2 separate regions of the Homo sapiens genome follow, and region 2 is linked to region 1. Evidence: chromatin contacts called from ENCODE Hi-C or POLR2A ChIA-PET data. All regions are on one chromosome and are shown on one strand. The core of a region is the stretch at or near the end of the contact, and the rest is flanking DNA. Distances in the headings are between cores, read along the strand shown. Region 1 holds the start of YPEL5 (yippee like 5). Region 2 overlaps LTBP1 (latent transforming growth factor beta binding protein 1).

Evidence for each region. Hi-C counts contacts between places; a loop is a spot of excess contacts on that map. ChIA-PET counts read pairs that join two places held with the same protein, here RNA polymerase II (POLR2A). Pooled maps may share reads with other maps.
Region 2: a map with no recorded cell type shows a loop between it and region 1 (9-fold over the local background). The contact joins the enhancer-like site here to the promoter of YPEL5 in region 1. A Hi-C loop is called at or near these places in 2 of 37 single-sample maps with no recorded cell type and 1 of 50 pooled maps. POLR2A ChIA-PET finds 5 or more read pairs at or near these places in 1 of 52 experiments (B cell).

The regions. Positions count from the first base shown.
Region 1 is chr2:30,143,929-30,150,653 of GRCh38, reverse strand. It overlaps YPEL5 (yippee like 5), which reads right to left and starts at 3,647. Exons shown (of 3, transcript NM_016061.3): 1 at 3,592-3,647. RefSeq lists silencers at 2,534-2,973, 3,264-3,433, 3,464-4,043.
Region 2 is chr2:33,208,216-33,214,940 of GRCh38, reverse strand. The region is part of intron 7 of LTBP1 (latent transforming growth factor beta binding protein 1); the gene reads right to left. Among named protein-coding and RNA genes, the nearest start is that of MIR4430, 210 kb to the left of the region's middle. Within about 2 kb of position 4,145, at least 7 of the 41 ENCODE cell types and tissues checked have a DNase peak (open chromatin) inside an H3K27ac peak, as active enhancers do.

The DNA.
Region 1 (6,725 bases), core at 2,398-4,897:
AATCCCATTCCCCTTTTCTTTACTGATTTTCTAGCTAAAATCCTTAACTTTCCGTAACCAGTTCAGCATGTTGAAGATCAACTCTAATAAAGATTATAAAAATAGATAATATCTACCAGCTGCTCTCTCCTCTCTCCACCCCCAGGACTTAAACTGTGGAGCTCAGATACTTGAATTCTGGAGATTCCTAGGTTCAAATCTCAGCTCTTCCCCCTTAATAGCTTTGGAAACACTGGGTGAGTTATCCTCTCCTGTTTCATCTGTAAAATGGTGAGAGCAGCAGCCACCTCTGAGTTATGAGAAATTAAGTGGAGATACTGTATTCTGAGAACGGTGCCTAGCACACAGTGAATGCTCAATAAAGGTCAGTAAAACTAGATTATCTTCTTCAACATTCCCCATCCCAACTCACCCTATGACAGATGAGAAAAGCATGGCTCACAAAGGATATGAAACAATAACAATTAACTGGCTTCACTTCCTGCTAATTATGCTAAAGCTAAGCAACCAGGTGATAGAAATCAGAAGCTGGAGGAAAGTTAGAAACCTTCTGAAGCATGTCACAGTTCTGGGTCTTAAAATAGGTACTTGTTGTCCCTATAATTAATAATCCAGTTTGGTTTCAACCCTGGTAAGTGGAATTAGTCAAGGGAGGCACCACTTCCCAGCCCTAAAAATACCAGGGAGGGTAGGTATCTATTCGCATCTCATAGAACCTTCTGACGGAAAAACACCCAGTTCACAGATAAACTTTTCCTTAGTAAATGAAACCATCGCCTCAGGGCATTTCCATAGAATACACACTTCACCAGATCCCCAGTGTTGGACAGACCACAGTGGGTTTTCCATTGCATCAGAAGATGGGACAAAGGCAAGGTACAAAGACTGCTGCAGGGAACTGAGTATGCAGGCATCTAGCGCAGAAAGGGTTAAAGGAACCTGCCCCTTGCAGAGGTGGTTTTGTTTCGCAATGACTCTGCTAAAATGGAATCCCGTGGAAGCCAGCTTTCCTATCTCGTTTTTAATCTCTTCCCTCGCCAAAACAAAGGATAAAAACCCAAATAACTTTTAAGAGTGCTGGGTTGATTACTATAATAATCAGCACTTACTGCTATTGTAATTTCATCAACTCTTTATACTGAGTTGTGACTAAACGCTATTAAAAAATCTACATGGGAAAACAGTTTGATCCATACAATCAACTTTCCAATTTTTGTGCAAAATATATAACAAGCTAAGTTTTCAGTGACACAAGCAAGCTCTGCTTTCCTCTTGCAGTACGTGACCAGTTTACTTTGCTGTGTCAAATGATGTCCTGTTGTGGAATCAGGTCTTCATTTGCAGTACGTTTTAAGGATATATTTTTGTTCTCCCCCCTCAATAATGCCTTATTTTTTCCTGTTTTGTTAGATGACTTTCAAGTTCACTATATTTCAATAACACTTATATTTAAATATTAGAAAATAAGACTAGTCATTTCACTCAGGAAACCTTGTGTGTTAGTGCACAATCTGAGTTGGTCATCCCCCGCTAAACCCTAGCAAGACAATTTCATGGTCTCGTTTGTTGTGATGCAATACCAAAAGCCTCTAACTAGATGGATTGACGTGTAATTTACCTGTCTGGCTTCCCGACTCAAGTGTCAAGTAGCAACTTCAGGTCTAGCTAAGGTTCAGTTCCTGCATTACACTGACATTACTACACAGGATTATCTTAAAACTGACACTGATCTCTATAGTTATTCACCATTAAACCTAGAATGATATTTTAGGCACACATATACCTAGGACTACCTTCATGTCTCGTGGACTGTTTTTCAGAGGGTAGTAGCTGCTTTAATTACTTCTTTTCATAATTTTTGGCCTTATTTCCTTTCACTTTTTTCTAAACCTGTTTATTTTTCTCATTACTTAAATAGAAAACAGAAAAGGGAAATTAGTCTAGAGAAAAGTTCGCAATGATCCAACCAGGTAACATTATTTTCCAAGCTACATATATTTTACTAACGTCTCATAACTTGCTAAAATTATTGCTCGACTTTGTCCACGACTTTTGATTAAGTTATAAGCTTCTAGAGAAACTATTCTAAATTCTTTGTACTTTACTTCTTACCTAACCCAGTACAAGTATGCGATAAACTTTCAGGAAACGAATTCACCAAAGCACTTCACTTCTGGCATGAATATGTACCCTGGGAACACCACAGGCCTTTTGGTTCCTCTTTGGTGGAATGCAGCTGCGACGCTCTATATGTGGCTATGCAAAGTTAGCTAATATCCTACTCCTCCCAGTTTCTTCACCACCAAGTCTACTAATTTTCCAAAAACACAAGGTTAGCCCGAAGTTACTTCAGGTTTTCCATCTGTCAAGACGACGTAGAATAAAAATCCTCAGATTACCAACAGATCTCTGTAAACAGAAAAAGTTTAAAAATAAATGAGCTGTACAGCTTCCCAGACTCTCCCTTGAAAGGGAGATTAGTTGGTATCAGGATTAAACAGATCTTTGTAGTATTTCAATTTCCCACTCCCGCTGATCCGGACACTCATTTGTCCCATCTACCTGCAGAGAAGGTACAGGAAAGGGGTTGCAAGGGCACGCCCACCCTCCCGACTGCAAGCGGAGGGAAGGCCGCAGCCCGAAGCTGGCGGAGCTGGGCCGGCCCGGGCGACCCCCGGGTGGGCTCACCCGGCAGCCGCAGTGGGGCCCGCGAGCGCCCCCGCCGGCCCAGCTGATGGAGGCCACGTGACGCCAGCCGGCCAATCGGGAGGGACCGGGGCGGCAGAGCGCGGCGGCGGCGGTGGCGGCGGGGCCTCCCTCGGCACAACAAACACGAGCAGGAAACAGCTGAGCGGGTGGCCGGGGGGCTCTCTTGGTCCCGACACCCGGCGGGCTGCCCAACCGTCACCCTGCGCTGTCAGTCCCGGGTCCTCTGGGCAGGAGGGCGGGGGAGGCGGACGTTCATGGGGGGGAGGGGGCAAAGGGAGACACCGCCCCAGCCCGGTGGCTGGGCCGCTTGGGCCGGGCGTGGGCCCTGCTCAGGACGGTTCACGCCGTGCGGTCATCGCGGCCCAAACAACTCGGTCAAGTTCCGACTTGGATTCGGGGCGGAGACCGGGCGCGCCCCCGACTATGCGACGGGTGGGGGCGGGGCAGCCGCGGCGCGGCGCGGCGGGTTGGGGGTCGCGGCCAGACCGTCCGCCCAGGGGGCGCCGTGGGCCTCGGCGGCGGGCCTCGGAGGACGCGACGGGGAAACGGGGCGGAGGCGCGGGCGCCGCGCGGAGGGGTTGCGGCTGTTGTCGCACCGGTCGCCCGGCTGCGCGGCGGGGGCGGGCCGACGGCGGCCGCCGCGCCAGGCCTCACAAAGAGCAAACAGCCCCGCGCGTCCGCCCGCGGTCCCAGCGCCGGGGCCCACCCTGAAGGATCTGGGGCGGCCGCTCTGGGACCCCGGGAAGAGCGCGGCGAGGAAGAGGCACTTCCTGCCTGGGCCCCCCACCCTGGGCCGATTCCCGAGTGCCTCGAAGCCGCCCGACCCGAACGGGCGCCTCAGTCCCCACCGGCCCCGAGTCCAGCCCCTCCCGCGGGACTCACCCTGAGCGGCGGTGAGATCCGCGGCTGCCAGCGGCTTGTCGCTCTTCAGCTGGTATGAAGCCCCTCGGCCACCCGAGTCTCCAGGTTTAGTCAGGCCCTGGCCTTGGCCCCGCCTCTCCCTGGTTGGGCCTCAACGTCAGTCACCCGGCGTGGCTCCGCCCCCCCGCAGTCAGCTCTCCCGGTTGGCCCAGAACGCCCTTTATTTCTAGGCCCCGCCCCTGTCCTCGGCCTCCTGCCTTTTTCGCGGGGCCCCGCCCCTTCTCTGGCTCACCCTCCCCCACTCCCGCACCCCTCCGCTTCGCGGCCCACCCCTCTCAGAAGCCGCAGACCCAGGGCAGGCTTGCGACAGCTCGCCCCGCCCCTGACCCAGCACCTCGGACTCGTACAGCCAATCAAAGAGGCTAACTCTGCCCCTTCTCTCGAGGCGGCCAATGTAGTCAGTCTGGGGACCCACCTCCCCCTTTCAGCTGAGCGCACACAACACAGCATCCACGTGAGTCAGCTTCTTAAAGGCGAAGGCTTGGCCTGTCTAATTGCGGCAGCTGCGAGACATCGCACGTCATTAGCGTCACCAGGTAGCGGCTGGAGCCGAGCTTCCTGATACCTAGTGAGCCGCGGTGATGACAAATGAAAACAATAAGCTGTTTCCTAGACAAACAGCTGCCTAGGTAACTAAAGTGCACCGTGTAATTCGTTTCTTGGAGGCCGTTTCCCCGACCACCCCTGGTAGAGGGCTGCCTTTTGCTTTCAAACCCCTAGCCCTCGAGTCTAAGCGCATAGGCACTCCTAAGAAACATCTGTGGATACAGGATTTTTCAACTGCGCTTGACTTTATTTACAACTCATTTGAATGTTTTTTCTGGGTAGTGGAAATGATTCTCAAAAAGATGAAGAAATTCAGTCTTCTATATGGCGAATTTCTGCCTCAGAGAGTGAGATTTGTTCATTGCAAAGAGCAGCTGTTCCCTTAACCCTTATCAATGCTTAAGATGGAAGATGTTGCTTCTCATTCCATTAGAGTTGCCCAGGTACTTACATCTCTGTTAGCTGACTTTCGGGATAAAACCAAAATATTTGATGACGCATACCTCTCAGATTAAAAATGTAGGTTAGCATTTGGGGCTAGTTTGCAACATGTTTAAAGTCATTATTGGTGGAAGAGAAGCTGCTAAGCAAATTCTAGCACTTGACTCCCGCTCATCCCCAAATCCACAAGTATTTTCATTTAGTTCGTCTGAAGTTTACCTGAGCATCAAAGGCAAAAGGACTAGTTATCTTTTAATAAGTGAGTTTTCCAGGAGATAAGTTTTTTTGTTTGTTTGTTTCAGACGGAGTCTTGCTCTGTCGCCCAGGCTCGAGTGCAGTGGCATGATCTTGGCTCACTGCAACCTCCGCCTCCCGGGTTCAAGCAATTCTCCTGCCTCTGCCTCCTGAGTAGCTGGAATTACAGGCGCACACCACCACGCCCGGCTAATTTTTGTATTTTTAGTAGAGACGGGGTTTCACCATATTGGCCAGGTTGGTCTCGAACTCCTGACCTCGTGATCCGCCCGCCTCGGCCTCCTGAAGTGCTGGGATTACAGGCATGAGCCACTGTGCCTGGCCAGAAGTTTTAAACATACAGTATTTTAGTTTATTTTCCTTTCTATTTCTTTATTTTCAATTAACAATATTTAATATAAAAGTTACACGTTTATTGTAGGAAGATCATACTGCCTCATTTGATAAGAGACTTCTGTCTTCTAACAGCTTCATATGTATCCTATTCTTCCCAAATTGAATGTATTATACATAGAAGCATATTGTACTTCCTGTTTTTCAACCTGCTTTTTTTTTTCACTCAACAATGTGCTATAGCCATCCTTTCATGTCAGATGTGTCTTTTATCTACAAATTTACCTTTGTCTCCATAGTTTTCCGTAGTATGACTTCACCATCTTTTTTTTTTGAGGTGGAGTCTTGCTCTGTGCCCCAGGCTGGAGTGCAGTGTTGTGATCTTGGCTCACTGCAACCTCCACCTCCCAGGTTCAAGGAATTCTCCTGCCTCAGCCTCCCCAGTAGCTGGGACTACAGGTGCCCACCACCACGCCCGGCTAATTTTTGTATTTTTAGTAGAGATAGGGTTTCACCATATTGGCCAGGCTGGTCTCAAACTCCTGACCTCAGGTGATCTGCCCACCCTGGCCTCCCAAAGTGCTGGGATTACGGGTGTGAGCCAATGTGTCCAGCTTTCACCATCTTTTCTAAATGTTTCTAAACATTTTTCTACTGATAGACATTCAGATTGTCTTCAGTCTTTTGTATTAAAAATAATGCTGTAATCGACACCTGTGTACATGGATAAAACATTCAAGTATTTCTGAATATAATCATTTGAAAAGAGAGTACAATGCTTAAACCCACAGAAATGAACACTTTAAGTACCAGATAAAACAGTGGGGACAATGTTTATTTATATAACAATATATATAAAATTCTTCCTGTTGTAAGTGCCTTAAAATTATTAACTTTTAATTTTCATAACAACTCTGTGAGGTAAGTACTGTTATCCCCATTTAATAGATGACAAAACTGAGGTACAGTGATTAACTAACTTGTCCAAGGTCACCCAGTAGAGTTATCGACTACAGTATTTGTGAACTTGAAAAATAACAATAAAAATCATATTTTAGAAAGATTAATCTAGATGATGATGATGTGCAGAAGTAAGGAAGGCAGGCAGGAATGGAGCTAAGGTTTGCAGTTTTAACTTTAACAGGAAGGGCTACACAGGACTGACTTTCTACCTGGGTTAAGGACAGAATTTTTAAAGTCAGAGGTTTTATCCTGGGTGACTGATAGTGTGATGGTTTCCCATTGCCAGATATAGTGTGGTTGAGAAGGTTGATTTGGGGTGAAAGAGGCTGAGTCTGAGCTGATGGTGGGACACTCAGAAATAAAGTGTACAATTAAAGGTGATATGAGAAATATGGAAGAGAAATGAAAAAGAAAGGGTGAGAAGTTTGAAGAAAATCTTGCTGGGCTTTTGGTTAGAATTGTGTTATACCAGTAAGGTAATTGGAATAAGTTGATACTTTATTGAAACTTTATAATACTAAGACTTTCCCACCAAGAACATGGTACATTTTTTTCCA
Region 2 (6,725 bases), core at 2,896-5,395, 3.1 Mb before region 1:
GCAGGTGTTAAAGACATTCTGAGTTAAGCAAAACTAGGCATACCAAAACAATTGCTTTTTTTTTTTTTAGATGAACTTGAAAAAACACGTAATTCTGGGGAAGGCACTGAAAAAAGCCCTAGTGTAAGTCAGTAAAGCCCAAGACCATCACATCTCTTGAAACCGGGGCAGTAACTCCTGCAGACACGTGACACGCATTCCTTGAGATAAAGAAACTCTCTTATAAAACAACACAACTGGATAAACAATGAGTGACGTTGTGTGCCAGATACCAACACAATGACCTGGGGAAGTCTGTTTGAAGACAGGGCTCTCAGCAAAGTGTTTAACCACGTGCAGTGAGGGAAAGTCCCCGAGGTTGGAACAGCGGCAGGGCCACAGATGAACAGTCTCAGACACGGGGGAAGACTGGACCAAAAAAAGAGTGATAAAGTGGTAGGTGGGTAGGTAGTCACAGAGATGACGAAACAAACATGCACAGGCACGTACACGCAGAGTGGGGAGAAGAAGAGGGAGAGACAGATCCAACGTGAGAACAAACGGGAACCTTAGAGAAGACAGGCACATATTTGGGGCTGGAATCAGGTAGTTTCCATACTCCTTGAGCTTAATCACAAAACGTGTAACCCTGAAATATGAAGGACTGAAGGGAGGAAAGGCGAACAATGACCCAGGCCTAAGACTGGGAACAAAATGATTCTGTAAAAACACAGAGGTCCCCACCGTTGCAACCTGGCTGCCAAAGCATGCTTAGGGTTTATTTCCAGTTTTATAAAATTTATGTAAGACACCAGTTCACATCATATGCAGATCATTCTTGTACTGGACTCTTTAGGTTCATCTCCTAATCAAGCGAAACACTCAACACTTGCTGATTTTATATGCTTAAAATGTTAGTAGCAGTTAAAATCCAATTTTCACCTTGGATTCCTAGAATGTTTTATTTGGTAGGGCAAAAATAAATCATTTTTTCTCAACAGGGCCTCCAGAAAGGTACAAGGTTTTCATTACATGATTCAGGCCGCTTTATCCCATGGCTTTGTTTTTGCAGGTCCACAGCCAAGAGCAGCATAAGCCATCCAAATTGTTTAAATAAATGGTAGTGTAGGTGGTACCACAACACTGTGTGTGTCTTGAAACTGGGTCTGCACAGTATAAGAATAAGCTACAAGAGATGAAGTCACAGTTATAACAAGACTCAAAGTTCTACATATGCCCTTCAGTTATTTAACTATGAAGAGGCTTCGATGTGCAGCCAGAAACTCCATCTGAGAGATCTCTGTGGCCATACTCAGGGCTCTCACCCAAGAGACCACTGAACACCATAGGGTCTCACCTGGATGTAGGAAATGCCTACAGGAAAAGAAGGTAGAGGAAAGATCTTCTCTCTCCCACACCAAAAGGCCACACTGAAGAGAATCACATGGAATAGGATGAGATCAGCATTCAGAAAATCCTTGTCTATGACTGTTAGGTTCTGCTTTCTGGTGAGATGTAATCACACAGATATAGGCTCACGCTAACTATATTTTTACGCACAGATTGAGGTGATGTTTTACAAGTTAAAAACACAAATGGAATTCCTCCTTTGTGAATTATTCACTACATTAACATGGAAAGCCTTATCATTTCAGGATGTGTCTTACGAATAAGTAATCCTGGAGAAATGTGCTAAATTTACAACCCAATATTTAGCTAAATCAAATCCAAAACAAAAATCCTATTGGGTCAAACAAGCTACAGTGCCTCAAAAAGCTCACACAACCTTGGGCTGCAGATTAAGGGACACTACAACCCTACACAGCTGTCCCAGGATTCAGCCCATGCATGACCTAGATGAAGCAGTGCAAGCAGAGAAATGAAAGTTCTGGCAACCAGGTCCTGTAAGGATCAACTGAGGAAAGGCGGAACGGTGAGACTACGTGCAGACATGATGGCAGTGTTCAGATACCCTGAGCAAGAGGAAGCCTGTTGCACGATGAAGGTCCAGGTTGAGGATCTCTGATCTAAAACGCTTGGGACTAGAAGTATTTTAGATGTTAGTTATTTTCAGATTTTAGAATATTTGAAAATACCAGTTGAGCATCCCAAATCCAAAAGTACAAAATCTAAATTGTTCCAACGAGCATTTCCTTGGAGTGTTATGTTGGTACTCAAAACATTTTGGATTCTGGAGCATTTTGGATTTCAGATTGTTGGATTTGGGATGCTTAACTTGTATTGGCAGGACTAAAGGCTACAAATCATAGAAAGAGTGGATTCAACCTCATTAAGCAGAAGATCTTTTCAACAGTTAATGCTCCTTAACAGTGGAAGATGCTGACTTCACTAGGAGCTGACCATGGAAACCCATCTCTCAGGGATGCCCAGGATATGAAGCAGATGACCTTTACGATTTCTGCAAGGTCTAAGGTTCTGTGGTCACTACATACTGATAGGTTACATTATCCCATCTAGGAAATACAAGTTACTACACACCACAGCAAAACTCAAGTGTTTCTGCTGCTCTCACATCTATAATAGGACTGCGTCTAGGCAGACGGCCTCCTAACCACCTCCTTTTGTCTTATCTCCTCCTCCCTCATTTCCACATCTCTAGAGTTGCTCATGCTGCCTGGGCCTCTAACTACAGCACTTATACAAATAAGGCAAAAGGAAGAAAAACAAACAAAGCTACTCCCAGCCTTGATTCAGCAGTGCACTGGTCATGATTCCTGGAACACTGAGTGCATGAAAATAACTTTTCAACCCTTCCTATGTGCACATCTGTATGAACACTGTGATGCAGAAGGTAAGGCTGTTCAAGAATCATTACAATTATTCCACAAATATCCATGTTACTACATTTACAACACAAAATTATTATAAGCAATAGTGAAAAAAACCTTTAATTTTGAAGCTAGTCATCAAAAATTACAGATTGCAGGGTAATGTATGTATCTAAATCTTGGCCTGACTGGGAACACATATCTTCAGACTTTAATCTCATTTTTGAGGTAATACTGTAGCACTTCCCTGATATTCAAAGTTGGGCTGTGATCATAGACACTTTTACATCTGCCTATCAATGTGAGAGGAAAGATAGTTCAAAACTTATCTGGTAACCAAGGATTACAATTTTTGTCAATTAAAAACTCCCCACTGGAGTTGCTTCAGAGGCTGAATGATGATTTGAAGAGATTGTGATAGATGGTGGAATATGGTTTCATAAGGTTTTATAAGATTTAATTTTCACGTATTAAAATCGCTGGTACCTATAGTGCCTACAACGTACCCTCATTCCAAGAGTGTTTGCTGCACTGTGCAGAGTCCTGGGGAAGGAGGATCCAGCAGTGGTGGTAAGAAAAGAGTGCTGGACTGGAGTCATTAGACTTGGATTGAAATCCCAGAAACTTCTTACTAGCAGTGAGAAGTTCAGCAAATCATCCAACCTCTCTGAGCCAGTAATCCCAACCCCAAAGGATTGTGAGATTAAATGATGCTTGTCCAATCCCAGATACTGGGACTCCATCAACCCCTGTGTGGGGATTAGAAAAGGGCAGCTGTAGGATGTGACCTGCATCAGGACATGGAGTTGGATGAGCAGAGCATGGGCTGGACTCCAGGCCCCAATCATCCTCCTCAACTGGTGCCTGGTGTGGGTAAAACCTATAACCAGCATTAAAGTACTAGCCATTTGATAAACTCTCAGGACACATTTATTAAAAGTCTTCAGATATTTAACTATTAAAAGGGCCACTCCATAAAGATAGCCACATGTCAGGAACCTACTACTTAATCTTACTATTTAAAACACTAAAAAATGATAAACTGAAATACTCTTATTAATTGTCTTCATTACATGTATATAACTCATTTTATTATGCTATGAAGGACTATTATATAATAAAGTATAAAATATTTTAAGTTTCAGTAGAGAACATCTTTTAGAGCCAAAGGAGAGAACCCAAAACGTTAAAGTGATACAGGTTTCAAAAAATACTTGTAGAGACTGCACTGAGGGAAAACATGAAATAAAACAGAAGTCTGATTCATTGTAACTCTTGCAAGAGTAAGTAGGACTGTGTTTAGGCAAGAACTGAAACAAGGAAGTGACTCAATGGCTCTACTGGGGAGAGAGATTCCAAAGAGATGGAACAGCTCTAGCTAAGCATAACACCAACCACCAGCTGGGAGAAAAGCCAGTGGCAACGGAGGAGGGTAAAGACAGGGGAAGGCAGGTCAATACGAAGGAACAAAGAGTGGGTGTGCAGAGTCAGAGAAGATGTGGAGCTAAACCATGGAGGGTTTTCCAAATTTGAGATTAGATGTACAGTTGGATATAAAAATCAACCAGGAAACAGGGGAAAAGAAGCATCATAGTTCCTTTTCTCAAAGCAAAAAAGTTTATATTGCTTCCAATTAAATAATTAGCATCTTTGAAACAATGGTAAGTACAGAAAGACTGATGAGGATGAAGAGGAGGAAAAGGAGAAAGAGATAATGTTTTTATAAAGGTAAAGTGTTCTATATCTAGTACTTCCCCTGAAATGTAAAAAAGAATTACCAGGACAAAGTATATCATTCACAGGGAGGAAAAGGAAGAAACTATACTGGAGATAAACATAATCAGGAATAACAAGAGGACAAAAATTTGAAATTAGATGATTGGAGGCCCATTGACTGTACTTTTTCTCAAACAAACAGCAGAAAGGAGTTAAGTTCAGCACGAATAATATCTTATCTCAACAAATGCTGTCCAGCCACAGCAAAAAGACTTCTGAACACAAAGCAAACTCCCAGATATCTACTTGCCTTGCAGCATTAGCACATTATGAACAGGAAACAGACTTTTCTGCACAACCACATTCCCCTTGAACTCAGTGAAAAGCAATGTAAGGATGACCCACAACTGGGTAAATGGCAAGAGGGCAGCTTTTGAAAATAGAAAAACATTCACATCTTCACTTTACCAATTACCACCTCCATGACTATAGGCAAAACTCTCAACGTCTCTCTGCCTATTTTGTCTTCTATAAAATGGCACTAGAGACATCCGTTTTTCATGGAGCTCTTGAGTGGACTGAGACAACACATGTGAGACGGACTGTATGTGAGACAGCCATATGGCCAAGCCCCACTGGGCTTGTATTAGATCTCTTCCCCCAGGCTCCTCCTTTAAAAACCTGGGCTTATTTAACAAAAGAGCAATTAATCTAGTAGTTATTCGATATACAATATCCCAGATTCAGCCTACAGATAAGAGATGTATAAAATAAACACGTAAGTTAGATATAGAAATAAAAGAAAAAGATATTCTTAAGACCTTGCTAAAAATATTCAGGTTTTCTCAAAAGTGCTCTGGCTAGTAAAGAAATACTCAGTGAATTAATGCTGTGGAGGGCATGTCATTGTATAGATTTCATTTTAACTCTGCTTAAGAAGCACAACATGGTATCATGGAATTCCAATAATTCAACTTGTAAATATTGACGTTCAAGCGGCAGATGATTTCACTTTGGGGACATCACGATCGTACTTGTCATGGTGCTATGTTTTGGTGCCAGAGAACCAAGACCATGAAGCAACAGCAATGGAGCTCACTGTGCTCCTTCCCCTCAAGGATCCATGGCCCAATCACAAAACACCACACAGCATGCGACTCTCTAACTAAGTCAGGTCCCAGAGAATATAGCTGTCCTTTCAGGTTTAGATAGCAATGGTTTCTTGTGAATCCTCCATCCCTAGAAGAAATGGCCTAAGAGTCAGGGTGCAATAGTAGAAAGACTGGCCAGGTGCGGTGGCTCACACCTGTAATCCCAGCACTTTGGGAGGCCAAGGCAGGCGGGTCACTTGAGGTCAGGAGTTCGAAACCAGCCTGGCCAACATGGTGAAACCCAGTCTCTACTAAAAACACACACAAAAAAATAGCCAAGCTTGGTGGCGGGCGCCTGTAATCCCAGCTACTTGGGAGGCTGAGGCAGGAGAATTGCTTGAACCTGGGAGGCGGAGCTTGCAGTCAGCCGAGATCGCGCCACTGCACTCCAGCCTGGGAGACAGAGCGAGACTCCATCTCAAAAAAAAAAAAAAAAAAAATAGTAGCAAGACTGGACTAGACACTAAAATCTTCAGTTTTACTCCCCACCTCCCACACAAACTCAACTGCAAACTGATCTACCTCTCTGGATGTTAGTTGCATCAACCCATAAAATTGTAAGGACAGACTACTTGCTAATACTCATTTAAGTGCCCAAGTTCTATGATTTTATGAAAGCTCCAGGGCAGGGCTGAGGGCAGCCAAGGAGCTACGTGGCAGGGCAATCCTATGAAGGTCGGTGTTCCTCAGGTGCCCCCTGCCTGCCAGGTTGATACATTAGATTCCATGCTGCCACAGCCTGCCTGGTGGTATCCTCATACCCTGACCTAGGCCAACCTAATCAAGGATAACCATAATAATGGGCTGCCTTTTCCTCACCCTACGTCATGCCAGCCCTTTCCTGCTAACCTGTACACACAAAGGGCAGCTCTACCTTCCTGAGAAGAGTTACAGCTCTTAAATGGCTCGATTCTAGATTATATTGGGTAGCTATAATGAATGATATAATTATCAATAGGCAAGATCTCAGAAATGATTCAAGATGGTCATGGAAATGCAGATCTTGGGTGTACTGGGCTGTGACCATTATAAAGTCACATTATAATCCATCAACCTACACTGTACAGGTATGTCCCATAAATTATTCCAC